Regions from separate parts of the Homo sapiens genome. Here region 1 is linked to region 2. A link is a loop called in an ENCODE intact Hi-C map of the cell type or tissue named here. Cell type or tissue: dorsolateral prefrontal cortex. All regions are shown on one strand. Links, peaks and the distances in the headings refer to the core of each region. The heading gives the core; the rest is flanking DNA.

Evidence for each region. Peaks named below come from ENCODE experiments on the same cell type or tissue, not always from the same donor. Only the 100,000 strongest peaks of a DNase experiment are listed, where the experiment ranks them.
Region 1: a loop joins it to region 2, with 2.8 times the contacts of the local background. A loop is called at or near these places in 19 of 110 quality-filtered maps.

The regions. Positions count from the first base shown.
Region 1 is chr14:59,890,015-59,905,870 of GRCh38, reverse strand. No RefSeq gene overlaps it. Among named protein-coding and RNA genes, the nearest start is that of LRRC9, 22 kb to the left of the region's middle. In dorsolateral prefrontal cortex, for the core only: CTCF peaks have their summits at 7,695 and 7,897; a DNase peak (open chromatin) is centred at 7,950; H3K27ac peaks cover 770 bases.
Region 2 is chr14:59,701,108-59,716,963 of GRCh38, reverse strand. The region is part of intron 3 of RTN1 (reticulon 1); the gene reads left to right. Among named protein-coding and RNA genes, the nearest start is that of MIR5586, 62 kb to the right of the region's middle. In dorsolateral prefrontal cortex, for the core only: a CTCF peak has its summit at 9,000 (motif pointing left); a DNase peak (open chromatin) is centred at 12,701; H3K4me3 peaks cover 735 bases; H3K27ac peaks cover 4,576 bases.

The DNA.
Region 1 (15,856 bases), core at 4,320-12,319, 190 kb before region 2:
AGGGAAGGCATTAATCTATTCATGAAAGATCTACCCCATGACCCAAACACTTCACATTAGGCCCCACCTCCAACACTGAGGATCAAATTTTGACATGAGATTAGGAGGAGACAAACTATAGGAGGCACACAAGAAAACCCAAATTCTGAGCATTTCATAGGTCAAAGGCCTAATTACCTCTTACTTCCTCATCTCCCACATCCCACTTTGCAGAAATTCCTTCATTCACACCAAACTCATCATTTTCAGAGCATTCCAAGGCTTTTCACCACACTATCCTTTCATATCCACTAGTCCCTAGGCCTCAATGCTTTTCTTTTTCCCTTTCCACCAGCCTATCTCTATAACTAGTTTTCAACTGTCTCCTCTTTTTCAAAACTTTCTCTCAATATATCCCAGCAGGGTGAGCCTTTTTCCCTTCCCAACTTGTCCACTCAGATCTTGACTCATGCTTCCATAGAGCCCATAGGGTCAGTCTCTTGAACCAGGCTGTGAGCTCTTTAATGAGTCAGGGCCACGTGTTATTCATACTTGCATTTCGGTGGCATTTAGCAAAATAGAAACCTAAAAGTAATGCCTTAATGAATTAGTAAGTGAATGGATACTATCAGGGTGCATTATCATCAGCTCAGTTTAGACCAACATTTTGCAAACCTGTCTGATTATTTAATCACTTGTAACTTGTAGAAATTTGTTTAAGTTTCTAAGAATATAACCCAGAGAATATCATTTAGTAGATTTACAGAGAGGTTTATAAGCTTCTGTTTTAAAAATTCCCCAGATGCGTTTAGTAATCAGTCCTATTTGAAATATCCTGGCTAATTATCAACCTTTAACTAGAAGCTGATTCAATGAAGAAGAAATTAGCCTCTTTATCCTTTAACTTTACTTAGAAAAATACAAGTATGCTTGATAAAAATGTTCATTTTCCCACTGTTCTTTTTTCCCCCGAAGCTGGTAAATGACTTTACAGTTAAGATGTCCTAATTGACAATGTGTAACTTCTAGGAGTCCTCTTATGGCACAATTTCCAGCTGTGTGACAAATCTGTGAATGAGGGGTGTGTGTGTGTGTGAGAGAGAGAGGGAGAGACAGAGAGAGAGAGAGAATTTATTTATTAATCTAGATTTTTTGAAGTTAAGTGAAGAAAACCCAATTCAAAAAAGCTTACATTTTTAAAAAATCCATTGGCTTTCATAAGCAACAGGTTAATTTCCAGGGGTAGGATTGGCTTTGGACAAAACTGTAGATCTAGGATTTATTCAAGTGAAATATTGGGACTCAGAAGGTTTCCATCATTCTGATTTATTTTTTGGCTTTATTTTTGGAAAGGAACATCTGCAGGTAGTTCCAGGATTACATTCTGCCTTTTTTTAAACCCTAAAGGAAAGAGGATGCCCTTTTCCCAGTAGTTTCAAAACAAGTTCTAGGATTCAGGCTGATTGGTCTAACGTGGGTCAGATACTCAATAGAATGCTCTGATTGGCTTGGGCTGAGGGGTGGGGTCAGTGCCATCAGACTCCTATGTACTATAAGAGGAAGAGGGTGAATTTCATGAAGGAGAACTAAGGTGTTCTCACCAGAAATGTGGAGTGCTACGAAGGCAAAAACAACAGATGTCCACTGTAGCCAACCTTATTTAAATCACAATGTGTAGGGAGGGTATTACCCCACAGACCCCTAAACCAGTACTGCTTTGACTTTGTAGAGATTTATCCTCATCCTTTTTCTATCTGTAGCATTTTACTATAAAATATTTGAGAAATTAACAGAGTGAATGTGAGACTTCATTGGCCCACATTTCTTGACTTGGAGAAGCTAATCTACTATAAGACTAAAAATACTGGGGATTTTCTTCTGTTTTCATCTGTTTGTGCCCCGAACTAGTAGTGGGAGGGAGCAATTTTGCCTGAGTGAATCTCCTGCACAAACCCGGACTTTCTCTCCTGTGGGTTGTTGCAAGTTCTAGTGGGAGTAGAGAATGTTAGTGAGCCCTTTTCTCTACAGATTTACAGTCATATTTTCCCAATGGCTTTTTCAGTAATAAAGCTGATTTTTAAAAATCTCAATTTATCTGCCTCATGTCTTATTCCCAGTTGCTTTCAAGCTTGGAGGGAAAAAAGGAGGGGAGGGGGTTATTATTTGCTTTCTAAAGCCTGACTCTGTACTTGAGTTAACTGTATTTTTATATAATCCAAATGTTGAAACTTGAAATGCATATTGACTTTCCAAAAACCAGAATATTCCATTAGTCAAAATAAAGAATTCCCTTTCCATTTGGAAAAAGTAAAAGTTTGCAATACTTTACTGCACACCCATTTCTTAGTCATATGTATATAAAAATGACAGTATCTGTAGAAGTTAGAGCCAGCCTACATAGAAACAGTTGCTTTACAAACCATAGCTCATTTGTATATGTGTGCACTTGACAAGAGGTCTTGGGAAAGAGGTGCATCACTGTTATTAAATATAGAGAGCTTTGAAACAATTATTAGTGTGGTCAGCCCCATTTTGCTAGCTATGCCAGAATGATCATTTTGCTAGCTATGCCAGAATGAGCCAACCTGCAAATTCTGCCATTGAGAAATAGAATTTAATTGTGCAAATACAAGAGGAACTTAGCCAAACAGACTACTAAGTTCCAAATAACTTTAGATAACCTTCTTAAATCAGACCGATGACATCAAAAATAATGCCATTAATGCCCTTGAAAACAATAGTAAATACAATAAAAGCTTATTTTATATATGTATAATAGAATGTATCATATGTATTTGCATTTGTATATGTGTATTTATATATACATATAAGAATTTTACTTAATATAGTGGGTTTTGTATTAGTTATCATAGTTTTAAAATTGTGTTTTGGAGACATTGTACATTAATTTCATTTTTGTCTTAAAACAGAATTACAGTTAAAATCATCCAAGATACACTTTCTTTGGAAGATATATTAACAATCTTCTATTCTTGTTTAAAAAATACCTGCTGGCATGACATTCACCCCATGCCTGACCTAAATCTGAAATGCTATAGTGTCTGCCTTCTTTGTCCTTTTTGATCTTCAGTGAAGACAACTACTGACTTGATATCTATATTAAAAAGCTTATATTCTAGATCAATGTTCAATAGAAATAAAATGTGAACTATTACATGTAATTCTAGATGTTTTATTAGCCACAATAAAAGTAAAGATAGATGAGATTAATTTTAACAAATATTTTGACCCAACATAAGACAATATTATTTCAACACATAATAAATGTAAAAAGCTATTAATTAGCTATTTTTGTCTTTTTTCATACTAAGCCCTCAAAATACAGTGTATATTTTATACTTACAACACACCTAAATTCAGTCTAGCCACATTTGAAGTGCTAAAGACACATGTGAATAGTGGCTACCATATTCAAGTATGCAGTTCTAGGTGATTGTTTTTAATTTTTTCATTTAGAATTTAAATTAATATTTGGTTTTAATTTGGTGACAGAAAATCAGAAATAATCATGACTTTATAAAGATAGAAGTTTATTTATATCTTATACAAAGTTGGGAGGTAGTGGTCTGGGTTAGCAAGGTGTCAGGAACTCAGACTTAAAAAAAAAATTCTTATTGCTTTGCTATATGTGGCCTCTGTTAAAAAGGTCACCTTATGGTCCAGCTCCAGTCATCACATCTGCATTTCAGCCAGCGAGCAAAGAGGGGTAAAGGAAAGGAGGAAATTTCATATATAAGTATGTCCTGTGAGCCAGAACTTAGTCAAAAATCCACAGATAGCTGCAAGAGAGGCTGGAAATTTTAATGTTAATTTAAGGCAGCCCTATATTCATTTTTAAAATGAGGGTTTTATTACTACAGAAGAAATGGAAATGGATAATGAAGGGGAAACTAGTAGTCCTTATTTCAATATGGTCTCTGAAAACTTGATCGATTTTTGAGGAGGTTGCCTTAAATATACCTGTCACTGTTTGGAGGTGAAATGAGGCATTTCTAGGGTTATACCCACTTTAGAATTAACACATGAATGTGTTAGTTTATGGTGAATCTGCTGATATTTAACATTTCCACAAGCTAGAGAGTCCATGTGACCTTAGAACTATGATAATGAGGATGACTGGAGCTATGCTTGTGGAATTATTCAGAGGGATTTCTGCCACAGAAGAAAGGTCCCCTCAATCTTGGTTTATAACCAGATCTTCTGACATGACTTTTTTGTCTTCAGACATGCAAACATTTAAATGCTTAGTTTTAAAATTTGTGTTGCCATGTGTCCAAAAATGTTACACTGTTGAATTGAGAGTTTTTCTAAATGTGGAGCTATCTTCTGGTGAAACAACTGGCTAAGCGGAGGGTAGACCCCATTTATTTTCTTTCTTTCTTTCTTTTTTTCGATGGATTGCTTTGTTTAACCATTTTGTTAGGTATCTTTTTTTCCTTCCTAAATATCTTCAAATGCCCAGAAGGCAAAGGCCTATATTTTATTGCTTTTTGTGTTTTCCAGACACAACTTTAGTAGAGCATTAGAATAAATAGATATTTAATATCTCTAATTAAATGTACTACTATGTTAAAGCTATGAAATCTAAGGCAAATAAATATCCAAGGGTTACTATTAAAGATGGTACAAAAAACTCAAAGCTATACTCTTCCTGCTTTTCTTCAAAGCCAGTTTTTCTACACTCTCAACATATATCTGTTAGGTTGTGAAGGGAAGGGAAGGGTTAAAGAAAGAGAGAGAGAGTTGGCAGCTCTACGGTAATGCAGGTTTTTTGTCCAGCACAAGACCTGCAGAGGTGGGGGAAGCCAGTTTTTCTGTCTCTCAAGATATACCTGTTATGTTTTGAAGGAAAAGCAAGGGTTAAAGAAAGACACAGAGAGAGTTGTTAGCTCTTCAGCCACACAGGTTTTATTTCCAGCACAAGACCTATGGAGGTGGGGGACCCATTTAATGCCAGAGCTCACTGCTGCTTACAGGCTGGGGTAATTTATAGGTCTGGGGTAGGGAGACAGCGGTCTGGGTGGTATGGCTTTCTGCCCAGCAGGATATTGGTAAGATGTTCCTATGATCAGGTGGTTTGGCCCTTTTTCTGGTGGGATGTGATAGGATGTTCCTTGGACCTTTTCTCAGCAGGGTATGATAGGGATGTTCCTTCAGTTGGGCCTTTGCCTGGCAGGGTATGATAAGGATGTTCCTCTGCCTTGTGGTCAGTTGGTTAGGCAGGATGTTTTTCATGGCCCAAATCCCCGTGGAATGTTTCACTCTGACCAAGGTCTGCGAAATGGCAAGGGGCTTACAAAATGGTGCAGTTTGGACTAACACTATCCTAACAGTTGAAATAAAAGTCCTCTCATTCTCCCTCCCTCAATCAATCTTCTTAATTTCTGGTCCAACAAAAATCATCACTGTCCTCAGAAAATTACTTAAATTGTGTGGAGACTTGAAGACTGGTGATAAGCAAATGGCTTTCCAGCTCAGGTTTTTTGTGTTTTTTTTGTTTGTTTGTTTTGTTTTGTTTTTCTTTTTGAGATGGAGTTTCGCTCTTGTTGCCCAGGCTGGAGTGCAATGGCACGATCTCGGCTCACCACAACCTCTGCCTCCCGAATTCAAGCGATTCTCCTGCCTCAGCCTCTGGAGTAGCTGGGATTACAGGCATGCGCCACCACGCCCGGCTAATTTTGTATTTTTAGTAGAGATGGGGTTTCTCTATGTTGGTCAGGCTGGTCACTAACTCCCAAACTCAGGTGATCCGCCTGCCTCGGCCTCCCAAAGTGCTGGGATTACAGGCGTGAGCCACCGCGACCAGCCTCCAGCTCAGGTTTTATGGCATCTCAGAGTGACTTCTATAAACTAAACAGGTGTAGTAAAATTTTCAAAATGAACTCTTTTTATTTGGTTTTAATTTAGTAAATGAACACTTTCGTAGACTGTGGGCTTTTTGGTTTGTTTGAGAAAGGGAAGGCAGAGAAACCAACAAGGGGAAGTAAAATGGCATACAATTAAATCAATGGGAAAGATTCACTCTGTCAGTCTGAGCCTCACCGTTGTCTTCTCCGCTAGACTGGGCAGCTCCCAGTTACAGGGCCGCGCTCTCAGTCTTCTCCGGGCCTCAGGTCTCAGGAGTGCTCCTTCCAAAAGATACTTGAGCAAAAATGATTTTAAAGAAATTACTGTCGCCCTTCTCACACGAAACTCTTTTTTAACAAGTTTAATCATGGTTACAATTCTCATTTAAACTATTTCAGCAGCCCCTTGACTGAGTTCAAAGGGAAGGTAGACTTTAGAAGATTTTAGGCTCTTCTAAAGTTGTAGATCAGAGAATGGAGAGGAGAAAACAAATGAGATGATTGCACATGAGATCTTTGTGTTCTTCAGTTGTAGATGTTTCTCATTCCCCCAGATGCACTTTATATCTTTAATTCCTCACTTGTCATGTTTACTTATTCCTAATTCAACTGAATTGATTATTTAATTCATCTGCAATCCTTGTTTTGAATGCCTCAATTCTTCAGATTGTCATTAAGAATTTTCCAACTGGATGTTCCATTTAATGAAATAAAGGTTTATTTCTTCAAGACTTCCTAAACATTCTTTGCCTTGCTCACTAATTTTCTTCCTATTGGTGGTTTCTACCTCTAATTTAAATGAGTTGCTAAGCATCAGTAGTGCTGCTTGAGCCACGAATACAGGGAGTCAAGTGTGAGCTACAATGTATGTTGATGAACAGCCATGAGTGACTGACAGGTGTTTCTCATTACAAGTTATTGGGTTTTTTTGGAGATAATAATATCGAAGCATATTTAATGGTAGCTTTTAATTTAGAATTTCACCACAAAGATCTTTTGATTAGAAACAGCTATTCTCAAACTTTTTGGTTTCCTTCATACTTTTAAAAATTATTGAGGACCCCAAGGAGTTTTTGTTTGTGTGAGTTACAATTGGTATTAATCATATTAAAAGTTAAAATTCAGAAATTTAAAACATTTATTAATTTTGAAATAATAATAAACTCATTACATGTTAACACAAAAACATGTTTTTATAAAGATAATCGTATCTTATGAAACAAAACTGTAGTAAGGAACACGACATGGTTTTACATTTTTTTAAAAAACCAATGTCTGACTTAAGGGAAGACATTTAGGATTCCCATACTCCTTTTGCAGTCAATCCATTACAAAATCTTAGATCGTGTAGCTTCTGGAAACCTCCACTGTGCATTTGTGAGACAATGAGAGTGAAAAAGCAAATAACATCAACATTATTGTGAAAACAGCTCACAAACCCTGAAAGTCACTAGCCACACACTGAAGACTACTTATTTAGAACAATATTTGGTTCATGAGGGGAAATTGTGTAATATTCGTAACTGAAGTTGAATCAATGTAGAACTATAGGGCTAGAAGGTGTTAGTTACTGGAACATAGTTTAAAAAATATGTCTTAAAATAATTTATCTACTGTTTAAATTGTAGTAGAAATTAATTTAAAAATTCTAAAAAGCATCACATATTTGAAATTATTGAGTGGCAAAAATATGAGGATATATATACATTGAGCAGAACTTTAAAAAATAATAGTCTTTAGAAGTTACCATTTGTGACCTTGCTACTAGAACTAGTTACTACCATCATATTACCTGATCAAGTCATCATGGTACAGTAGAAAGAGCTCAAGAGTGTGAGTTCTAACTTCCAATTTGACTGGTTTTGTGAACTTGGGCAAATTACTTCACTCCCCTAAGCTTCAGCGTCCTCATTTGTGAAATGGGAATTAAAGTACCGACCTTGCAGAATTGTAAGATAGGGAAATGGGGGAGCCGTGAGTATAAGGATTAAGCTCCCACCTCAACATTTAGCGCAGATTTTGATGGACACCAATATTGAATTCCACCTAGAAACAGGTGGGGGCAGTGGTGAACTGCGTGAGTAGGGAGGCATTGGCAAATCTTAGCTGCAAATAGCCGCAAACACCCTAGTGAAAGAATATCAGGCCACTGGACGTGGTGGCTCATGCCTCTAATTCTATCACTTTGGAAGGCCAAAGCAGGAGGATCCCTTAAGTCCAGGAGTTCAAGATCAGCCTGGGCAACATAGCGAGACTGTGCCTCTGCAAAAAATAAAAAAATATTAACTGGGCATTGTGGCACACACCTGTGGTTCCAGCTACTAGGTAGGCTAAGATAGGAGGATTGCTTGAGCCTGAAAGGTCAAGGCTGTAGTGAGCTGTGATGTACCACTGCACCCTAGCCTGGGTGACAGAGCAAGACCCTGTCTCAAAAAGAAATAACAATAAAATATCAGGCCAAATCCAAGCTTGATGCAGCAGTGGCATCAGAAGACCAGACAGATCACAGTAACTATGAGGTAAAGAGACACAGAAGCCAGAAACCAGGGTGAGCACAGGAATGAAAGCCAAAGAGCAAGCTACCAGGTCACAGAGGGGAGAGTCAGATCAAGGCCAGGAACCAGGAGTAGGTAAGGTCCAGGAGGGGGTACAAAGAATCCTGAGAGAGAAACCTCGGGCCCTGGGTGAACTTGATGAGGAGTGAAGCACTAGGAAGTGGTAGCCCTGGCTAGTCACATAGGCCTAGCCTGATCGAAAAGACAGTCAAGAAGTGGGCAGGATGGGGCTTTTCCCACACATCTACCCAGGCATCACATAGATCTGGCCTGGGCGAAATGAATACTCCCCCTGCTTCAGCCCGTCTCACCTCTTCATCTTGTAACAGAAGTGCTCTTTCCTGTGGAGAACTCATTCCAGACAAAAAAAGTAAGGCTGACTCCACCTAGGGTGACCAGTCTTCCTGGTTTGCTTGGAACTGAGGGGGTTTCCTGGGACCTTGGACTTTCAGTTTTAAAACTGGACAAATCCCAGGCAAACTGGGATGAGCTTGTCACCCTGCCTTACACTATAACCACCGCTACCCTAAATGAGTGCACATATGCCCCAAGTTGGGCTGATGGAGAGGATCTCCAGGACATTCGTCTTAGAGCTGCCATCAAAGATGGTTCTATTACTTCTGGGTGGACTAAGTCGGTGGAATAGATGTTATCTGCCAACTGTCATTTCATCCACTACAGGAAGAATGTCTGTCTGAGAGATGAGTATAAATCCCTATCTCTGATGAGCATCTCAATCCTGCTGAACCTGAAGCAAGGACTGCCCAGGAAACTTTTGGCGACATGAGCTTATGAATTCTTTCTTCTGAAGTTTGGATTTGGTTTCTGGCCTGGCTTAATATAGTGGGTACTTTGAATAGAAGGCAGATATAAATCATGGTGTATACTTACAGGCATTTTAACTATCAGAAGACTCCCTCACTTAGTGAGACATTATAGCTCACTGGGTTAAAAGCTATAATACAGGACTGCCTAAATGACAAACTCCTCTGCCTTGATCAGTGTCACACAATTGCCTGTATTATGGTGTCTTGATGTGTGTGTTAATATAGCCTTCTTTTTCTGTGTTAGCCTGTTCTTTGAATTCTTCTGTTCCTTGAATTCAGTGCCTTCTTTCTGCCCTAAACTGCCCTCAGTGTCTCTTCATTCCTCTGTCTCACCTCCTCTAACACCATTCCTTGCTCTAAATACCCAATCACATTTTCTCCAGCTGCCTGCTGGTATTAAATACTCCCAGCTCTGCCAGTCTTTCTGGGTTCCTAGCTACAAAGAGTTCTGTCTGCCTTACCTAACTGTATGTGGCACCAGGAGGGACTTAGAACCAATGAGTGGACATTTGGCTTAATCTTTGGGTGATTGGATGTTGCTCTCAGTTGCAAAACCTGTTGTTGTCATTATTGGAAACATGGCCCTCTTCCAAATAATGCTTTCAGGATTTGTGATGCTTTAATGTTCAAGAACTTTCCCTCACATATGATATAACTGACTGGGTAATTGGGTAGGGGTAGGAGATAGAGTGTGGTGAATTTGCAGAATAAGCTTGTGAAAATGCTGAGTCAGAGCTGGTTTAGGAAGGATGCTGCCACAGCTACAGTTTTCAAATTTTACTGCATATAAAAATAACTTGAGGTGCTTATTTAAATTGCATGTTCCTGAGCCCATCTCCAGTGAATCTGATTCAGTAGCTCTGGAGTTGAGCCCAGGAGTAATCATGTTAAACGAGAACTTCAAGTGATTCTGATGTAGTTTGGTCCCCAGACCATACTTTGAGAGACATCCCTCCACTGTGTGTTTAGGAAATATGCTTGGGGGAGCAAAGACACTGAAAATCAGGATGTGTTAGAATAAATACAGGATAGATCATTTTTGTGTGTTTTTTTTAATGCCTTTTGAGTGTTTTAGAATGTTTGGCTTGTTTTCCTTAAGCAGTTTGGTAAACTTGGAAGGCAGGCTAGGGAAATATGGTGGAAACTACATATATGTTCCATGTCTATCCCATAATATTCCACATACCCCAAAAATGTTAAGGACTGTTGGAACTCAGTGGCCTGCCCAATCACACATATCATGGAATGTCTTGAGCGGGGGTTATTCTGCAGAATTGACCTTTACAATCTCATATTTTAAATTATTCAACTCAGCAAAGAGCCAGCATTGCTAGCAGCAATTTAGGGTTATAAGGGAGAGCAGGTCAGGTGCCTGAAGTTGTGAGGCAATCATCTGGAATATGATGCATACTCCAACTCAGTATGTATCAAAAGATGCATATCCTCAGTTGGAGCACTGTCATAGATTGGTTAGAAGGAAGTCTCAGGGTACCTGGATCTCTTATTCTGGGATGGATGGAAACATCCCATCAGAAATGCAGCTCTTAGCACCAGGATGATAGTGTCTATGGTACTACTAGTGTACTGGGAGCATTGGTACTTCCCACATATGTCAGGAAGGCTTTGCTTGGCTGCTGGCTTCTGGGTAGAGTCCAGGAATCCCACAGGCCTTACTAGGCGAGCAAAATACTAGCTCTGGGACAGACTACAAATTCTGAGACCTATAGGAAAATTGTGGGATATATGATACATTCAGTGTGACAGTCTTTTGCTGAAATTAAATATTTATCATAAGTAGTTTATTCTCAAGTTTGGCTACCAATGGTTTCAATGCCAGTGGAGCAACAGAGGCTGCTGCTGTGTTTGATTCCTAGGGATATTATACACATAGAGTGCAATGGGCATGGAGCGTCAAGGAATATTTTTAATATGATAACATTAGGAGAAACATTGAGTAGAAATGTATATGGTCATTGGTTATCAGCCCAAGTTTATAGTTCTTGAGGCTGCTGAGGTTGGTAGAATGTGTTAGGGGAACTGTAGGGCGATAGATACATGTTCTGGTGGCTCGAAGATGAGCCAGACTTTGGTAATGACCTCAAAATTGACCAAAGGACCTCAAAATTGACCAAAACTGATTTTTTTCTGCTCCCCCTCTCCACTTGGGGCTTGTAAATGGTGTAGTGACTGTAAATAAGCATATCAATGGAAGATGGTCCCTAAGGAGGCCATTAAGTCCGAGAATAATTATGTAGACCCCTGAGCTGGCATTTAACAGGTGCTATTGCCGTTATTATGTATGTTATTGCTGAGTATTATAAGAGAATCAAGAGAAGAATGTGATAGACATCAGTTTTCAAAATATTTAAGAGTGCTATGACCATCCTCCTGCATGGCCTTGGCTGGGGGCTGTTTTCCTCTGTGCATAATGGTGTTAATGGGTAGAGAAGGCATGGACTGACAGGCTGAGAGGTTAATCTCAGAGCCTGCAGGTGCCACAAATGTACAAGAGTCTCTATCCTGCACGTAATGAATGTAGAGAGCAGAAAGCTTAGGAGTGGAGACCTAGTCTCTCAGACTTATCTGGGAAGCAGGGGAGAATACTTGCAGGTGAAAAGAGGTTGATGAGGCAAGGCCAAGTCATCAGGGTGGAAGCCATATCTAAGGGAGAAACAGGGAGCCAAAGTCTAAGCCACACCATCTCCAGAAGGAAAATATGGGTCAAAGGACCCAGGATATCACAAGACCTAGAGGTGCCCGCTGGAAACCCTGGGCTGATATCCCAGGGCTCAAAAGGAGGAGCAGTGGCCCTTGGAGGAGTTAGGCTAAGGGTTCTGTGATCCTGCTTAGTCTAAAGGATCCCCAGTGTGTCTTCTTATGGAATTCCTCATACTTCATTCATTTATTCAGTCATCATATATTAAGTATCTACTATATGCCGGTTACCTTTATAAATATGCATGCAAATTAGTGAGATAAAACTCAGTGATACCCTGTTTAACACAACATACAGGAAGAAGTTCATTTGTACAGGACCAGAATAACTCTTTTTGTTATTTTTTATTTTTTTTTATTATACTTTCAGTTTTAGGGTACATGTGCACAATGTGCAGGTTTGTTACATATATATACATGTGCCATGTTGGTGTGCTGCACCCATTAACTCATCATTTAACATTAGATATATTTCCTAATGCTATCCCTCCCCCCTCCCCCCACCCCACAACAGACCCTGGTGTGAGATGTTCCCCTTCCTGTGTCCATGCGTTCTCATTGTTCAATTCCCACCTATGAGTGAGAACATGCAGTGTTTGGTTTTTTGTCCTTGTGATAGTTTGCTGAGAATGATGGTTTCCAGACTCCTCCATGTCCCTACAAAGGACACGAACTCATCCTTTTTTATGGCTGCATAGTATTCCATGGTGTATATGTGCCACATTTTCTTAATCCAGTCTATCATTGTTGGACATTTGGGTTGCTTCCAAGTCTTTGCTATTGTGAATAGTGCCACAATAAACATACATGTGCATGTGTCTTTAAAGCAGCATGATTTATACTCCTTTGGGTATACACCCAGTAATGGGATGGCTGGGTCAAATGGTATTTCTAGTTCTAGATCCCTGAGGAATCACCACACTGACTTCCACAATGGTTGAACTAGTTTACAGTCCCACCAACAGTGTAAAAGTGTTCCTATTTCTCCACATCCTCTCCAGCACCTGTTTTTTCCTGACTTTTTAATGATTGCCATTCTAACTGGTGTGAGATGGTATCTCATTGTGGTTTTGATTTGCATTTCTCTGATGTCCAGTGATGATGAGCATTTTTTCATGTGTCTGTTGGCTGCATAAATGTCTTCTTTTGAGAAGTGTCTGTTCATATCCTTCGCCCACTTTTTGATGGTGTTGTTTGTTTTTTTCTTGTAAATTTGTTTGAGTTCATTGTAGATTCTGGACATTAGTCCTTTGTCAAATGAGTAGATTGCAAAAATTTTCTCCCATTCTGTAGGTTGCCTGTTCACTCTGATGGTAGTTTCTTTTGCTGTACAGAAGCTCTTTAGTTTAATTAGATCCCATTTGTCAATTTTGGCTTTTGTTGCCATTGCTTTTGGTGTTTTAGACATGAAGTCCTTACCCATGCCTATGTCCTGAATGGTATTGCCTAGGTTTTCTTCTAGGGTTTTTATGGTTTTATGTCTAACATGTAAGTTTTTAATCCATCTTGAATTAATTTTTGTATAAGGTGTAAGGAAGGGATCCAGTTTCAGCTTTCTCCATATGGCTAGCCAGTTTTCCCAGCATCATTTATTAAATAGGGAATCCTTTCCCCATTTCTTGTTTTTGTCAGGTTTGTCAAAGATCAGATAGTTGTAGATATGTGGCATTATTTCTGAGGGCCTGTTCTGTTCTATTTGTCTGTATCTCTGTTTTGGTACCAGTACCATGCTGTTTTGGTTACTGTAGCCTTGTAGTATAGTTTGAAGTCAGGTAGCATGATGCCTCCAGCTTTGTTCTTTTGGCTTAGGACTGACTTGGCAATGGGGGCTCTTTTTTGGTTCCATACGAACTTTAAAGTAGTTTTTTCCAATTCTGTGAAGAAAGTCATTGGTAGCTTGATGGGGATGGCATTGAATCTATAAATTACCTTGGGCAGTATGGCCGTTTTCACAATATTGATTCTGCCTACCCATGAGCATGGAATGTTCTTCCATTTGTTTGTATCCTTTTTTATTTCATTGAGCAGTGGTTTGTAGTTCTCCTTGAAGAGGTCCTTCACATCCCTTGTAAGTTGGATTCCTAGGTATTTTATTCTCTTTGAAGTAATTGTGAATGGGAGTTCACTCATGATTTGGCTCTCTGTTTTTCTGTTATTGGTGTATAAGAATGCTTGTGATTTTTGCACATTGATTTTGTATCCTGAGACTTTGCTGAAGTTGCTTATTACCTTAAGGAGATTTTGGGCTGAGATGATGGGGTTTTCTAGATATACAATCATGTCATCTGCAAACACGGACAGTTTGACTTCCTCTTTTCCTAATTGAATACCCTTTATTTCCTTCTCCTGCCTGATTGCCCTGGCCAGAACTTCCAACAGTATGTTGAATAGGAGTGGTGAGAGAGGGCATCCCTGTCTTGTGCCAGTTTTCCAAGGGAATGCTTCCAGTTTTTGCCCATTCAGTATGATATTGGCTGTGGGTTTGTCATAGATAGCTCTTATTATTTTGAGATACGTCCCATCAATACCTAATTTATTGAGAGTTTTTAGCATGAAGGGTTGTTGAATTTTGTCAAAGGCCTTTTCTGCATCTATTGAGATAATCATATGGTTTTTGTCGTTGGTTCTGTTTATATGCTGGATTACGTTTATTGATTTGCATATGTTGAACCAGCCTTGCATCCCAGGGATGAAGCCCATTTGATCATGGTGGATAAGCTTTTTGATGTGCGGCTGGATTCAGATTGCCAGTATTTTATTGAGGATTTTTGCATCGATGTTCATCAGGGATATTGGTCTACAATTCTCTTTTTTTGTTGTGTCTCTGCCAGACTTTGGTATCAGGATGATGCTGGCCTCATAAAATGAGTTAGGGAGGAGTCCCTTTTTTTCTGTTGATTGGAATAGTTTCAGAAGGAATGGTACCAGCTCCTCCTTGTACCTCTGGTAGAATTCGGCTGTGAATCCATCTAGGACCAGAATAACTCTTAATCAACATGTATCAGTCTTCACAATGCTCTTTCACAGTAGTGCTCCTGGCAGCATGCCCAGCAGGTCTGCCCAGCACTGCTTTTTCTTAGCATTTTGTAGCCAAACTGCACATCATTGCCTGTGGCTGTGTATCCATTGATTTTTATGCAGTTTCTTCAGCTTGCAATTACTTCATTTTTTTTTGTTCATGTCAGAGTAGCTACTTAAAATCTTGCAGCCGTTTGTGCTTTATGTGTGTTCTGCTCAGGTGCTGTAAGATAATTTAGTTCTCAGAAGCCCAGCTTACTACAACTATGTAAAGATGCCTTTTGTTAATGGTGTTTGAAATACTGGCATTGTCAAATAGGCTTGATAGTCAAATATTTAATACTGGATCAAAATCATCTTGAAGAGACACTAAAAACTTTATTTTTAGAAAAATTTAGAACTGTTAATTGAGGGTGCTGTGTCAGGCATTGTGCTGAATACTTTACATACTAATAATACATAGTATTTATTAAATACTATATATCAGACACTACATTAAGTGCTTTCCATTATTTCACTCAACCTTCACAACAGTCCTGTGAAGAACATGCTATTACTCTGATCTTGCAGATGAGAAAACTGAGGTATAGAGAGTAGTTTACCTAAGGTCTCACAGCTAGACAGTGGTAGAGCTGGTATTCAACCCCAAGCAGTCTGTTTGCAGAGCTCATGCTCATAACCCTGTGTTATGGTTTATTTATGCTACGGCTCATTTTATGTGACCTTCGCAACAGTACTGTAAGGTCTACATTGTGACTACTCTTTAACCAGCTATATTATTATTATAGATTTTATCAGAAACTGAGGCTTTTCGGATTAATTTACCTACATTGAGTAGGTTGAATAGTCACAATCTGAACCCAGGAAGCTGGTTGTCACAATTCTCTTCTACTAA
Region 2 (15,856 bases), core at 5,363-13,362:
TGGAGTCTCGCTCTGTTGCCCAGGCTGGAGTGTAGTGGCATGATCTCAGCTCACTTCAAGCTCCGCCTCCTGGGTTCACGCCATTCTCCTGCCTCAGCCTCCCGAGTAGCTGGGACTACAGGCGTCCACCACCACGCCTGGCTAATTTTTTTTTTTTTTTGTATTTTTTTAGTAGGGATGGGATTTCACCGTGTTAGCCAGGATAGTCTTGATCTCCTGACCTCGTGATCCACCCGCTTTGGCCTCCCAAAGTGCTGGGATTACAGGTCAACCTCTACTTCTTCTCACTCACACCACCACAATTTGAACTTTACAATAAGATTTCTTGGATTATGATATAAGAAGATATGTCTTTAAATGAATTTACAATGTTCACATCGCTGTACTGTTTCTGTGGTGATTGATTATTTAAATTACCCTCCGAATTTTCCTTGAAACAAGCACAAAGACAGAGTTCCAAAAAATATTTCCAAATGGGTAACTTAGTTTTCAGCAGAATTAGTTGTAAGGCTAGACCATTTGGCCTCTACCAAAACATAAAATATAATACCATGTAGAATTTATGAACTGTGCTTTCCTACTAATTGGAGTTTTGGGTCAACATCTTCATTTCAAATTGAAGTCAAGGGTTGAGGTACAGTTTGTTGTTCTAGATTATTTCTCATGGGTAGAAGAACCAGGATTTAAAATAAGATCTACTCATTTTCAGCCAGTGTCTTTTTCCAACTAAATTGATTTCCAGGTAATTGGCCTGCTTACAAGCAAAGCTAAATGTTCTCTATGGCAAGTTGCTTTAGAATTTGGAGATTTAAGATTTAATATCAAAAATGTATATAGATGTAAATAGTTTTATAATGCTATATAATATAGGCAGCTAGTTCAAGTGTTAGCATGGTCTGTAAGCCGGAAATTCAGTCCAATCACTTGGAAAGCATGTAATTATTTTCTTTAGCTTAGCCAATTTATACTTGAATCTTTTTTACATAGAATCATGGTTTTCTTAAATGTTGAAAATAAAGAAAATCATAAATAAATGATTCTAGAAAGTTTGGATATAAGTAAAATAGTCTAATTGTCAATTTGTTCCTTTTATTTTCTTCCTTCTCTCTTTGTTAGGTCCACATTTTTTTTTTTTTTTGAGATGGAGTCTCACTCTGTTGCCCAGGCTGGAGTGCAGTGGTGCGATGTCGGCTCACTGCAACCTCCACCACCCAGGTTCAAGCAATTCTCTTGCCTCAGCCTCCCAAGTAGCTAGGATTACAGGTGCCCACCACCATGCCTGGCTAATTTTTGTATTATTAGTAGAGATGGGGTTTCACCATTTTGGCCAGGCTGGTCTCGAACTCCTGACCTCAAGTGATCCACCTGCCTCTGCCTCCCAAAGTGCTGGGATTACAGGCGTGAGCCACAGCACCCAGCCTAAGGTCCAGATTTGTAATGCCCTTTCTTAGTCCTCTGAAAACAGAATCCTGAAATTTGGAGAAGTTTTTATATATTTCACCAAGACATGCTATAGTTCTAAAGCCAAAAATCTTGGCTTTGAATGATTTATAAGTCCTGTTATGATTTACATTTTAGTTCTTATGGAGACATCTTTTCCTCAGGGCCCACTACTCTGGCTAAAAACATAAAGGGACTTGTTGATGAGGAAAGTCTCAGAGCCAAACCTAGAGCCTGAGGGCAAAGTTCTCTGAGAAAGAGACACTTTTGAGGTTCCAGCCTTACTGTTCCTCTGTCAAATTGGAACTGATTTGCCTCTGGGATGAGACATAAGGTCATTCACCTGAACTATTAAGTTTTGTCTCTCCCACTGTATATATTTGCCCCTGTAGTTTATATCAGTAGTCCCCAACCCTTTTGGTACCAGGGACAAGTTTCATGGAAGACAGTTTTTCCATGGGAAGGTGGGAGGGTGGGATGGTTTCAGGATGAAACTGTTCCACCTCAAAGCATCAGGCATTAGAGTCTCATAAGGAGCATACAGCCTAGATCCCTTGCTTGTGCAGTTTACAATAAGGTTCACGCTCCTATGAGAATCTAATCTCCTAGTGTCACTGCTGATTGGACAGGAGGTAGAGCTCAGGAAGAAATGCTCACTCACCTGCCGCTCCCCTCCTGCTGTGTGGCCCAGTTCCTAACAGACCACGGACCAGTACCAGTCTGCGGCCAGGGGTTTGGGGACCTGCTAGTTTATATGATGCCCATGTTGTAATGGGTAGAGGTGGGTAACTTTCCATCAAATTGATACTTGCTCTTCTGTAGCGTAGTCCTTCTTGGGAAGTGGCTCTCAGTCACGGACTGTATTTCCCAACCTCCTTGCAGCCAGGTGAAGCTCTGAGTCTAATTCTTACCAATAGAATGTGAGTGGAGATGATATGGGTTACATCTGGGAAGATGGGTGAGATGCAGTTGTGCCTTTTCCTCCTTCAAGGCTCTAGACCAAGGGGATGGCAAAGGAGAAGGAACCTGGGCTCCTATATGACTACCTGGTGGAAAGCTACCTGCTAATGAACACTCACACTCATCTATTAAATTAGCAACAACAACAAAAAATTCCTTCCATGTTAAGCCACTGAAATGTTGGGGTTATTTATTACTGTAGCCAGCATTATTCTAATGGGATAACCCATGATGTAATATAAAATTGAGAAAGAAGATCTATAGTTAGAATGTATGTTGTGGCACATGTCCCATAATAAAATTAGTCTATTTTTTTTTTTTTTTTTTTTTTAGACGGAGTCTCACTCTGTCACTTAGGCTGGAGGCAATGGCACAATCTCGGCTAACTGCAACTTCTGCCTCCTGGGTTCAAGCAATTCTCCTGCCTCAGCATCCCAAGTATCAGGGATTACAGGCGCCTGCCACCATGCCTGGCCAATTTTTTTTATTTTTAGTAGAGACAGAGTTTCACTATGTTGGCCAGGCTGGCCTGGAACTCCTGACCTCGTGATCTGCCTGCCTCGGCCTCCCAAGGTGCTGGGATTACAGGCGTGACCCACCGCACCCGGCCTATTAGTCTAATTTTTATAAGCATAATTTTATAGGTCTTGCTTCTTCTCTGTTCCTTTCCCCTTTATACTGTCCTTTGCTGGTACTGTCCTTTGCTCAACTGCTGGAATTACTGGTATGGTAATTCTGAGCAAATTTTAAAAAGACAGTTCTGTCTTCAAGATGTTTTATTGCTTCTTCCTGAAATGTTGTCATTAAAAACTATACAAATCTTGTATAACCACAAGGTGAGTAGCTGGCACTCTCTAAAAGCTAGGAGACACCTAGGAAAACTGAAGTCCCTGTCTAGGGCTAGACTAGCAAACTTGGGAAATCACTGATTCTCTCTGAATTGGGCGAAGCAGTGAGCTGCCTGAGGGTAAGACATGCTTGTGACTTTTTGCAGTATTTTCCTTAGTCCAAGGACCCATTCTCAGCAGTAAGTGTTCTGAAGCTTGTCTGAGTCTGGTCGAAACCAGAATGCCAAGTTATGAGTTACACTGGAAATGTATGAGGGGAACTTCATCCTAGTGGGGAGCTCAGCTCATTATTGCCTGGAGCAAAAAGAGTAGATTGTTCTCATCGGAAATTTCCATCATGCTTTGGCATCCTGTGAAACTGTTCTGTTTTCAAAGGACTGGGAATCCGCAACTAGAATCACAGCAGCTGCTCCCAACCCCATGCCTGAGGTCCTTTCCCCCACCAGTGGCCCCTTGTCTAGATTCCCTCCCTCAAGACACCGTATCGTTTTGATTGCACATCCCCTTTTCACTGCGTTAAAGAATCGTGCGCCAATTGGATCTGGGTCTTACCTTCTCCACTTACTACTAGCTATGTGACTCTGGACAAGTTAACCTGTCTGCATTTCGATTTTTTTGTCTGTTCAAAGGAGATAATAGTACCTACATCACTGGATTCTTGGGATGATTATTTGAGATAATTTAGGTAAAGTGCTTATCCTCTAATGTTGTTGCTATTTAAATATTTATTTTAATAATAATTATACAATGAGATGGGGCTTTGGGAGAATCTAATACAGTTACTCATTTTTTTTTTTTTTTTTGAGATGGAGTTTCACTCTTGTCACCCAGGCTGGAGTGCAATGGGAGTGATTTCAGCTCACTGTAACCTCCACCTCCCAGGTTCAAGCAGTTCTCCTGCCTTAGCCTCCCAAGTAGCTGGGATTACAGGCATGCCCCACCACACCCAGCTAATTTTGTATTTTTAGTAGAGACAGGGTTTCACCATGTTGCCCAGGCTGGTCTCAAACTCCTGACCTCAGGTGATCAGCCTACCTGAGTGCTGGGATTATAGGTGTGAGCCACCACGCCCGGCCTAATTACTTATTTAATGCAGGAATACTTTCTGCAACATACTGTTTCATAACATTTCAGTTAGTAAGTTTGCAAGTTTTCTTCTTATGTCACAGTTTGATTGACTGCTTTCCAACAATTTATCGGAAGTTGAATTGATCTCACTAATAAGCTCTTTCCAAAGTATATTGTGGGACAGGTTGCCTCTCGGGAGGTTTCCTAAAGCCAGCTGACCCAATTTGTCATTTTCTGTTGACTGTAGTTTTCAATAAATATATGCTTAGTTCCTCACCCATAATATCTCAGAATATAATATGTGGATATAACATCTGTAGATCAGTATTTTCTAGTATGCCCCAGCTGATTTAAAATGTCCAGCCAGGGTTGGATACCACTTAGCTCTATCTGCTGTATATAGATTTTTGTTATCTTTAGGCCTATGTATTTTGGGGCTCCCTCCACAATCCTCCCTTAGCCTCAGGTGTGTGCCTTACTCTTTTGACTCTGTTAGGCCATACTACAGTAACAAACCTCAAAATTTCAATGGCTTAGCTCAACAAACATGTATTTCTGGCTTTCAACTATTGCTATTTGGTGGAGGCTTTCCTTTATTCAGCTACAAAGGGATCCAAGCTCCCTTTCTTCTGTGCCAGTTGAATATCAACATATGGCTTCTCAGGTTGCCATGCCAGAGGAAGAAAGAGCTGACACCAGCTCTTAAAAGCCTCCCCTGGAAATGATACATGTCACTTTTGCCTATGGCTCGTAGGCCAGAATTTGTCACATGACTCTATGCATCTTGATGCATGGAGCGCACTGGAAATTTGATGAGGTCCCTATCATGGACCTGTTTCACAATGATCTCTTGTCTTAGATCTTCAAAGCACTTATCATCACCCAGTACTTGATGTATGCCTTCCTTTATTTGTTTATTGCCTATCTCTCCCAAGTAGACGTTAAGCTTTTTGAGATCACAGGCTTTTGTTCACTGCTGTATCTCTAGTGCTTACAGTGATGCCTAGTGAGTAGTGGGGTCTTAATAAACATTTAATAAATAAGTGAATGGCAACTCCATACACAAAGGTGAAGCCACTGAAATCTGTTGTGGGATTTTATTTTATGTCAATGTGCTTTATAGCTTGTGTTCTTTTTCAAAAGCACATTTAAATGTTATTGAGTCCAAAGAGAAGTTAAAGAATAATAGGCTAATTAAGAAGAGAACATTATATGTGGATCTCCTACTATTACTCACGAAGAGCATTTATCTCTCAGTTGTTCATTCCTGGAGTGATCACCCCAGGAAAGGGCAAATGTAGTCAGCAGAGAAGGATGCTTTCTGAGGTTCAGCTGACATAGGCAATAAAAGACTTGAGTTGGCAAAGCAGAAGGTGATATCACTGTGGGCCTGTGTTCAGCCTTTTCTTTGCTGAGCTGAGCCTATCGAATTTGCACAAGACCAGTCTGTTGAAACTTTATAACCCCCATAAAATGGAAAACCTTCTGCAATGAATGCTTCTTCTCATTTTGAATACTGCAGAACCCAATTAAAAACAAGGTTTGTTATTAAGGCTGGTCTAGAGACAGGCAGTATTATGTTATGATTAAGGCATGAACTCTAGAATAAGAAAGATTTGGGTTTGAACCTGAGTCCAACACTTACCTCCCTGAAACCTCCCAAGCCTCATCTATAAAATGTAATGAATATTTCCTACTTGCTAGAATTGTAATGAAATTTAAATTGAATAATGCTTTTAAGGTGGTTAGGTTGGTAGAAGAAATGGCACTTTGGAAATGACAGCAATTATCACATTCTATAATTGGATTGTTTTTCTGTACTAGATATGGCAGTATACCCAGGTTACAGTCAGTGGTGGGGCTTACTCAGGGAGATGAGAGAATGTGAGGCCACTCAGATGGGCTGTCCTTTGTGGATCAGCCCCCGACCTGAGGCTTCCAAAGCTGCCTTTCTGGTGGGCCTGTAGTGCATGGCCATGGCAGGCCTGCTTTGCCCCTGAGCTCAGTTGGCAGCCCACCTCCTTTGGTGCACTCAGCATCTTTGTTCCCCAGCATGGGCTGCTTTTTCACCATCCAGTGTGAAGCTCACCTGTCACAGCCCACCTCAAGGACATTATTCCCCCCATGCTCAACATTTAGCTCAAGCCTCCAATTCTGGTCCTTTCAGCTGTGGCCAGGTTAGCAGGATCGATTCACAGAAAGAACCATTTGGGGAACTTCTCTTTAAAAGGGACTGAATTTATGTCAAGCTTGGAATGCTGCAGACTCCTCTCCTCTATTTTTTAAAGTGAAACTTTACATGCAAAGAAGTTTCAGCCCTGGCTGGGAACAGTGGCTCATGCCTGTAATCCCAACACTTTGGGAGACCCAGCCAGGTGTTTGAGACCAGCCTTAGCAACATGACAAAACCCCATCTTTACAAAAAAAAGATACAAAAATTGGCCAGGTATGGTGGTGCACGCCTGTACTCCCAAATTCTCAGAAGGCTAAGGTGAGAGGATCACTTGAGCCTGGGAGGGTAAGGCTTCAGTGAGCTGAGATCGTGCCACTGCACTCCAGCCTGGGCAACAGAGTGACAGTCTGTCAAAAAAAAAAAAAAAAAGAAAGAAAGAGGGAGAGGAGAGGAGAGGAGGAAAGAAAAAGGAACGAAGGAAGGAAGGAAGGGAGGGAGGGAGGGAAATAAAATTAAAAAGGAAGGTGTTCAGCCCTATGGTTATTTTTTATGGGAAGCTAACTTTGAACAATGAGAAAATTTAGGAATATTTGAAGTAGTATTTGGGGGTGAGGTTCAGTTATGTTCTTCCCGTGATAAACATGGAATTGCCTCTTTAGAGTAGATAGACAAATCCCTCTTACATAAAATGCTTCAGATGACTGCCATTTCTCTTAAAAAGCTCTCCCATTTTTGTTATATGCTTTCAATTATCTGAACTGGGAAGTAAGCTTTGGTGTACTTCTAATTCAGGGCAATTTTTTGTCTGCCTGGACCCCCATAGGCAGGCGGACTGGCACCACAAGGCAGGGGGCAAGATTCTCCTTATAAGGAGGTTTCTTGTAACAACTTGTTTGTTTGGTGCATTGTGCTTCATCTATTTTATCCACCATTGACGTGCTTTCTAAAGTAGTTGTGCATCCGCTCACTCTAGAAATCCATACAATGTATTTCACAAGTACTAAGAACTGTCATCCATAAAATAGAATATATTTTAATTATCCTTTAAAGAAGACAAGGTAAGGTTGTCCCTTCAAATACCTAACTCTCATCTGTGATTTGAAATGAGTATTCATAGCTCCATTTTTTGAGACATTTTAAATAGATTATTATGCAAAGATGCATACCTTGAGCAAACAAAATAGTATTATGAACTTTCATATATAGATAAACAAAATTTAACAATTATTATCATTTTGTCATATTTGTTTTGTCTACTTTTGGGAAAAGCATTTTAAAATTAAGTCACAGCCACCAAGACATTTCACCCCTACAAGCTTCAGTGTACATCTCTAAAAATAGGACATTTTCTTATATAACTAGTTAGGCTCATTATTACATCTAACAAAACAAATACTTAACATCATCTAATGCCTAGTTCATATGCAGATTCTCCCAAGAATCCTCCAAATGTTTTTCCCCCTTCAGTTGGTTAGTTTTAATTAGCCAATGAGCAAAAATCTCTCAACTTCTATTTTCCACTACATTAACTATAATAAGAATATGGAGCAGTAGAAAGTTCTCTCAGTCTGTATAGTATGCGATGATCAGATGGATTTTCTTTTTTCCCAATATTTTCTTATGAAATTCCTCAAACATATAGAATAGTTGATAGAATTCTTCAGTGCATCCCTGTTTCCATGGTTCTATTTTTAATTCTCTTCCTGACTTCTTAGTAACTGGGACTTGATAGTCTCTACCCCTCAGATTCAGTGAGAAAGTAAATAAGCATTCCGTGGCTCCTTTTTAGGGGGAAGCCTTAAATAATATTTGCAAAGCAGATGGATGTCATTTCTTTGCATGGCTTACAAACCTTGGGAGTGTCTTCTCAACTGGGTAGCTCATGCCAGTCTATAAATATTATTGAGCCTGACTTTCAGTTGACAATACTTTACTGGGGCATCCCCAGAGAGCCAGGTGCTGACCTGTTGCCAGTGGAATCACCGTGTGAGTTAAGAGAGAAAATGATGAGCCACGCTGTCTAACACTGAAGCAATTGGAACAAGCTGTGTGTTTACACCTTATGCAATGTCAGCTGTATTTCAACATTATCTGAAAATATCATGCAAAGGTATTTGGAAAGGAGAAAAACAAATCTGGTTTTTAAAAATGTCTGTCTGAGGGTTGCTGCTGTTGCTATGGAAATCAGAGAAGCAGACTTTCACGCTTTACCACACCGAGCTTGTTTTTGAACAGATTCCTGAGACTGTGGGCTTCCCCCCACCTCCTATTCTGAGTGGTTTTGTTAGATATAACCTTGCTTGAATAATATTAACATATTCCTGTGGGAAAGCACATTAGGTGCTAATGCTTGGAGTTGTTTTTAACGAATGATTTAACAATACCGGATTCATTTTTCATCTGTATGTTTTTAAATAGACTGGCTCCTATAAACAGCGTTAACATACAGCTCAGCTTGGAGCATAAGGAAATGTTAGTTTAATATTTTAGTGCCATCTGCTGTAAGTTTCATGGCATTCTACCCCATCTGGCTTACTTGCAGCAATTCCCTATCTTTTTTTAGTTTCAGTAGAACACAGCAATCTCTTTTCAAATCTTTCATACTGATTGGGTCCTGTTTCTTCCTACTGAATACTGGATGAGGCTGTTGTCAGAATGTCTCCTTGATTGTAGGTGTTCATTTCCTGAAGACTTCTGTTTCAGTGCATGTGTGTGTTTGTGTGTATGTATTTGTGTGTGTGTGTGTGTGTGTGTGTGTGTGTGTGTAAAAGAGAGAGACAGAGGGAAAGAGAGAGAGAGAGAGAATTATCAAGCAGTTAACTCCTTCCTAGACCTCTCTTCCTTATTTCAAATGATGCTGACTCTTGGTGAGTGAACATTTGTAAATTCAGCACCATTGCTATATCAACAACTATTGAGAACCCATTGCATGCCAGGCTCTTTTCTAGGCACTAGGGGAGAGAGTGGAGAACAAAGCAGACTTCCTGCTCTCATGGAGTTTCATTAGTGGAAGAGACTAATAGTATACAAATAAACACACATCATATAGTATCAGGCATTGGCAAGTGCTGTGAATTCAAAAATAAAGCAGGCTAAAGAAAGCTATTTTAAATACGATGGTCAAAGAAGGCCTGATAGATGATAGAATTAGAATATTGGAATGGACATGTTAAGGTTGCTACAAGGGCAACAAATGTGCCCTCTAACCCTGTGCCTTGAGGCTCTTGTTAAAGATAGACCCTTGTCATTAGCTAATTAATTATGTTTCAACATTAACCATGAACATTATATGGATGAAAAACAAATCTGCTCTTTAAAAGCCATCAGAGTTTTTGTTGTTGCTTTGGAGCTAGATGGACCTTGGGCTTAAGTCAGCTTGTTCTTCAGTTCTCAGTTCTTCAGAATTCAGCAGTTCTTCAGTTCAGCACATGGTTAGAACACCTGTATGTGTCTGATTCTTAGTTAAGTTCCTTGGAGAGTAACAAAGAAACTTTTCTCCAGGAGTTGCTTTTAACTGTATGCTTTACCAACCCTCAACCCATCAAGGGGATTGAATAATACATATAGAATATTTAAAGAATAACACCAGATACTATTATGTTTGACTTCAGCTACAAATCCTGTCAATCCTAAGTGCTATTGGATTTCAGAGGAGGGAGAAGTGTTAAGATGTCCAGCGCCCTTCTCTTTACCTAAGCTCTTTAAAGGTCAGTTTGAGCAGAACATTGAGCATCACGGAGATTACTAATATTCCTTTCATTAGAAACAAAGAGATTCTGAGGTCAGGTAATTAGAATCATGAACAACCCATGTGAATTCTTCTGTGTTTATGTGTCTGTGTTTGCTCACACGTGTGCACACACTCACATGTGCACATGTTCCATACATTCATTCAGGAATCAAATATTAGGCAACTACTGCATGTGAGTTACTGGTCTGTGACTGGAGAAGTGTAGGGAGAACTTTCCCCTCTGAAGGTTCAAGTCATTAAGTCTGTTGAAATAAACTGACAACAGACAGATTAACAGGAGAAAAGGCATTACAGGTGTTCATGGGAGCCACACAAAATATGAAACTCAAAAAAGGGTCAGATGGCTGATGCTTAAATATTCTTTTCCTAGGGGAGATGTAAAGTGAGGGATGTAGGCAATTTCAGAGGAAGACTAAATGGTTTTTAGGGGATTTTAGTGGCCCCAGAGAAGAGACAATAGCCTGGGACACGGTTCTTCTGGCCTCTGGGAGAGGTGATGACAAGTTATGGGAATGTGAGGGGCAGAATGATACTGCAAACAAAGTTTGTCTTATGCAGGTAAAGAAGAATAGTTGAGAGAATAGGTGAAATGTCTGTCGGGTGTGGTGTCATGAGCATGGAGACTTCCTCTCCTGCTTTATGAGTTAATCTTCTCTGCCCAGTGTAGATTCAATGGAGGAAGTCCACAACAATTGCATTCCTTCTGGATGAACTTCCCTTAGTCAGGTAAGAGAATTTCAGAGAGAGCCGCTTTCTGTGCCTTGGAAGGAAAAGCTGGGGGTGAACGGGGAGGCAGGAGAAGGTCAGAGAGAGACTTTGGCTCTGAGGCCTTTCAGCCTCCTTTGTTCAAAGCACTCAGCATGCCAAACGGCCATATTTTGGGGTATCATTTTCTGAGCCCCAACAGAAGCTAATATGAGTAAGACACAGTGCTTGCCTGCAAGGTATTTGTAGGGACATATATACAAACAAATAGGTGTAATAAAGTGTTATAAGGGCAATGAAAGCAAGCAATGCTTAACCCAGCCTTGTCTGTGTTAATGATTGATGTTGAGATGTTTGAGATGTATGACTCTTCTAATTTTTCTATGCCTGTTTTCTCATATCTTCAAAAAATCTGGGACAGGGAGAAACATTAGCAAAATAATGACTCTTAGCCTTCTTACTTTAGGGAGAAAGGTTGAGTTGTCCTAAAGTAATCACAGTATTTGTTTTGGCTTACTGGGACGTGAGGCACATAAAAAGAATCATTGCTTTAATAGCTTGAGTATCATTATCAGATGCTGTAGTGATAGCTAGTACACCAGTGGGAGAGAAGCAAGTAGTAAGTGCATTTCCTCCTTGTTTTCCTGTTTACACAGTGTACTTGGAGTTACTGGATAACTTTAGAGACTCATTAGCCCTCTGTACAATTAAACGTAAATGCCCATCTTAGTAGAGGCTGATCATAATGTAGCTGCAAAGTTGGGGTAGGGGGTAGAGGGACAGATAACTATATGAACTCCTAAGTACGCATAGACTTCCGTGTGCTTGTTCCTGGGAGCCTGTGGCAGCCTGCATGGAAGCAAAAGTAAAATTGAGTTTGGGAATAGGGGGAGGTTGTTGAATGTCTTATTTCACCTCTACCCTCAAAAGTGCTTTCGATAAGGTGCTTCTAGGCACAAAGGAAAGATTTAAATCCGCCATATTTCCCTTATTATATATAAACTTTTTATCCAGTTGAGCACCACTTTTCAGAGCTAGGAAAATATTTTTGGGCTAACTAAAAGCTGTAAAAGCTGCTTTTTGCTTAGTGTTTATAATGATGATCCAGCTCTCTGATTACCCATTTCTCCCTTCCCCCAACCCAGTATGTTCAGTTGGCATCAAAATGATACGTCTATGGTCTGTGGCACCACCTTTGGGAGAGGTGGGTTTTCTTCCTGATCACAGTGTCCGGGAATCAGCTGCAGCACAAGTCCAATTCCAGTACCAGCACTGGCTCCCCCAAGATGCTTTCACTGCCATTTTCGTACCCTTCTCTCCTCTCTGCTCTCTCAGTGACTGGCAATTTGATTGTTTCTCCAATTTCCTTTTACTTCTGTCTGCACAGCACAATGCTGAATTCAGAAAATGAGAACTCAGCCATCACTTTATTCTGATGTAGGGACACCCTGTCAATGGAAATGTGGACTAGTGTGTAGGTTCTAGTGACTCTGGGCCTTTGAAGCTCCAAAAGCTTGCTATTTTTGGTGCCAGCAGGTTTTCAGAGCTCTGAGAATTTCTGTTTCCCCTTCCCCTGATGGCAGACCATATTGCATCTACTGCTCTTTCACTCCATCCTCACAAAGACATAAGGAGAAGTTTGCCAAGGGGGAACATCGTTCAATATTGAATGGGATTTCTGAGCAATGTTGCATAATCTTCTTAGTCAATTTTTGAACCTAGCAGAGATTTGACTATTCGTGGCGGTGAGGGGGCGGGGTTGTTCTTGAAGGGACTAGAATTAAAATTCTTATGCTGGGACTGCAAGTCCCTGGAGGGCCTGAAATTGTGCAAATATTTGCAGGAGCATTTTGCTAGACCAAGATCGTAACTTTCATCAGACTCTCAGTGGGATCTGTGACTCTAAAAATAGGTTTAAGTTTAAAAGGGGAAGAGAAAACACTCAACTTGATAATTTCAAGAGCTCCATGCTGCTGAAAAACCTGAATCTGTGATTTCCTGCAATATTATCATCCTTCCCCTCAGAAGGAAGAAAAATACAATATAATCACCTTTGTTTTTCCAGGAGCTTCAAACTGTGGAATCACATTGCTGATGAGTAGGCCTCAGCCTGGAACACTCCTGTTCACTGTATAATATCTGACTGAGCAGTGTGCCATTTTAAATAATGGTCATATGAGTGTTGGCTAACAACCAAAATTTCAGTTACATCATTCCATATAGATAGATAGATAGCTGGTTTACTTATATAACAAATATTTGTTGTTACATCTTATACATCAGGCACTGTTTGAGGCACTTGAGATACTTCAGTGAACAAAATGAAGATTTGTGCTCTCACGGAACTTACGTTCTTGTAGGGGGAGAAAGACAAGAACAATAAACATAATGTGTTAGTCCGTTTTTGCATTGCTACAAAGAAATACCTGAAGCTGGGTAATTTATAAAGAAAAGAGGTTTTATTGACTCATGGTTCTGCAGGCTTTGCAGGAAGCATAGTGCTGGCATGTCATTCTGGTGAGGCCTCAGGAAGCTTCCAATCAGAAGATGAAGGACGGCAGCCATGTCAAATGGCAAGAGTGAGAGCAAGAGAGTGAGATGGGAGGTGCCACACTCTTTTAAACAATCAGATCTCATGTGAACTCAGAGTGAGAACTCATTGATCACTAAGGGGATAGTGCTAAACCATTCATGAAGGTTGTCCCCATGATCCAATCACCTCCCACCCTGGGCTCCACCTCCAACATTGGGAATCACATTTCAACATGAGATTTGGAGGTGACAAATACCCAAACGATATCATATAATATATATGCAAATTATATAGTATGCTAGAAAGTGGTAAGACTCTGGGGAGGAAAAGAAAAAGTAGAAAGAGTTAGAGGGATTGAGAATGTGATGGAGGGAGGGGCAGGTCACTATACTATATCAGGTGGTCAAGGGAGAGAGAACTCATTGAAGAAGGTGAGAGTGGAGCAAAGATTTAAGGAAGGCAAAGAACTTAGGTAAGCAGCTATGGGGTGGAAGAGCAGCCTAGGAGGAAGAAACAACTGCAGTAAAGGCCCTAAAGCAGGAGTTGTCTGATGTGTTCACAGAACCGCAAGGAAGCCAGGGTGGCTGGAAGGGAGAGTCATTGGAAAGGAGGTCAGCAAAGCAAGGGGAGGCAGACCACAGGCCTCATGACTCTCACTGGAGTGCAATGGGACCCCCATGGGGTGAAAGCAGAGGAGTGAGCTGCTCTGATGTGAGCACTCACTCTGCTTGCCATATAGTGAGTAGACAGGAGAGACCAGGGCAGAAGTAAGAAGACCCATCAGAGGCTCTTCAGGAACCCGAGTGGGAGATGGTGGTGGAACAGGGTTGTAGTAGTGGCAGTAGTGAAAAAATGATCAGGTTTTGGAAATATTTGGAAGGTAGAACTCACAAGATTTCCTGATCAACTGGCTGTGGGGCAGGAGAAGAAACAGCGATGACTCCACAGTTTTGGGTTTCAGCAGCCCTAGAGAATGGATGGGTAAAAGCCTTGCAACTGAATGAAATCACAAGGGAATGGGTGCAGTAGTAAAGACAACCAAGGGCTGGCAATTAAACTTTATATATCAAAATGTATTAAAATGGACTTTAAAAGTTGTAGCCAAATAAGCAATCATAAGATGAGTAGCTTATGAAAACATTTATCTTCAGTTATTTAGAACAGATGTAGATCATAAGTAAGTTTTGAAGAGGAAGCAACCTTGACATATTGTACAGTGTATTCACAGGGAGTCCTGCTTGCACAGACTTTCCAGTGCACGGCAGCACTCTGGGAAGGCAATTAAAGGCCCTTATTTAATTATTGATTAATCAATGCTTCATCTAAAAGCATTTTTATTAATATAAACTCCATTGTTAATTATTTTCTAAAATATGTTAATATTCTTATCTAAGCAAAACTTAAAAAATTGTGTTGTTGGTGACAAGATTTACAGGAGCCTCAGGATCTCAATTCTGGATATAATTTTTTTTGTAAAAGGCGAATTTTGTTTTACCTGAAAGCAGTCTTAGAGAACATTTACTCCAATTCAGTAATTTTACAGTTAGGGTAAGTGAGGCACAGATAACTACGTAAGAATCTGAAACAGGAGTCAGCAAACTATATCCAATTTGTGTTCGTTCATTTGTTTTTATACAGCTTTATTGAGATATAGTCACATACCATAAAATTCACCCTTTTAAAGTGTACAATTCAGTACCTTCACAGAGTTGTGCAACCATCACTACTATCTAGCTTCAAAAAATTTCATCACCCCAAAAAGAAACCCCATGCCCCTCAATGTTCATTCCCCCTTCCCTCTTTCCCACAGTCCCTGGCAACCACGAATCTATTTTCTATTTCTATAGATTTGCCTATTATAGACACAGTTTAAATTTCCTGTTAATGGAATTATATGATGTGTGGCCTTTTGTGTTTGGCTTCTTTCACTTAGCATAATATAATATTTTCAGGGTTCATCCATGTTATAGCATGTATCAGTACTTCCTTCCTTTTTATGGCAAAATAGTATTCCATTGTATGGATATACCACATTTGATTTATCCACTCATCATTTGGTGGACATTTGAGTTGTTTCCGTTGCCAGCTATTAGGAATAATGCTGCTATGACCATTCATGTACAGGTTTTTGTGAGGACACATGCTCTCAGTTATCTTGGGTATATAGCTAAGAGTGAACTTGCTGGATAATAAGATAACTCTATGTTTAACATTTTGAGAAGCTACCAAATTGTTTTCCAAGGTGGCTGCACCATTTTACAATCTCAGTAGCAATGTGTGAGAATTCCAATTTCTCCACATCCTCACACTTTTTAATTTTAGCCATTCTGGTGGTTTTGATTTGCATTTTAATGATGACTAATAGTGTTGAGCATCTT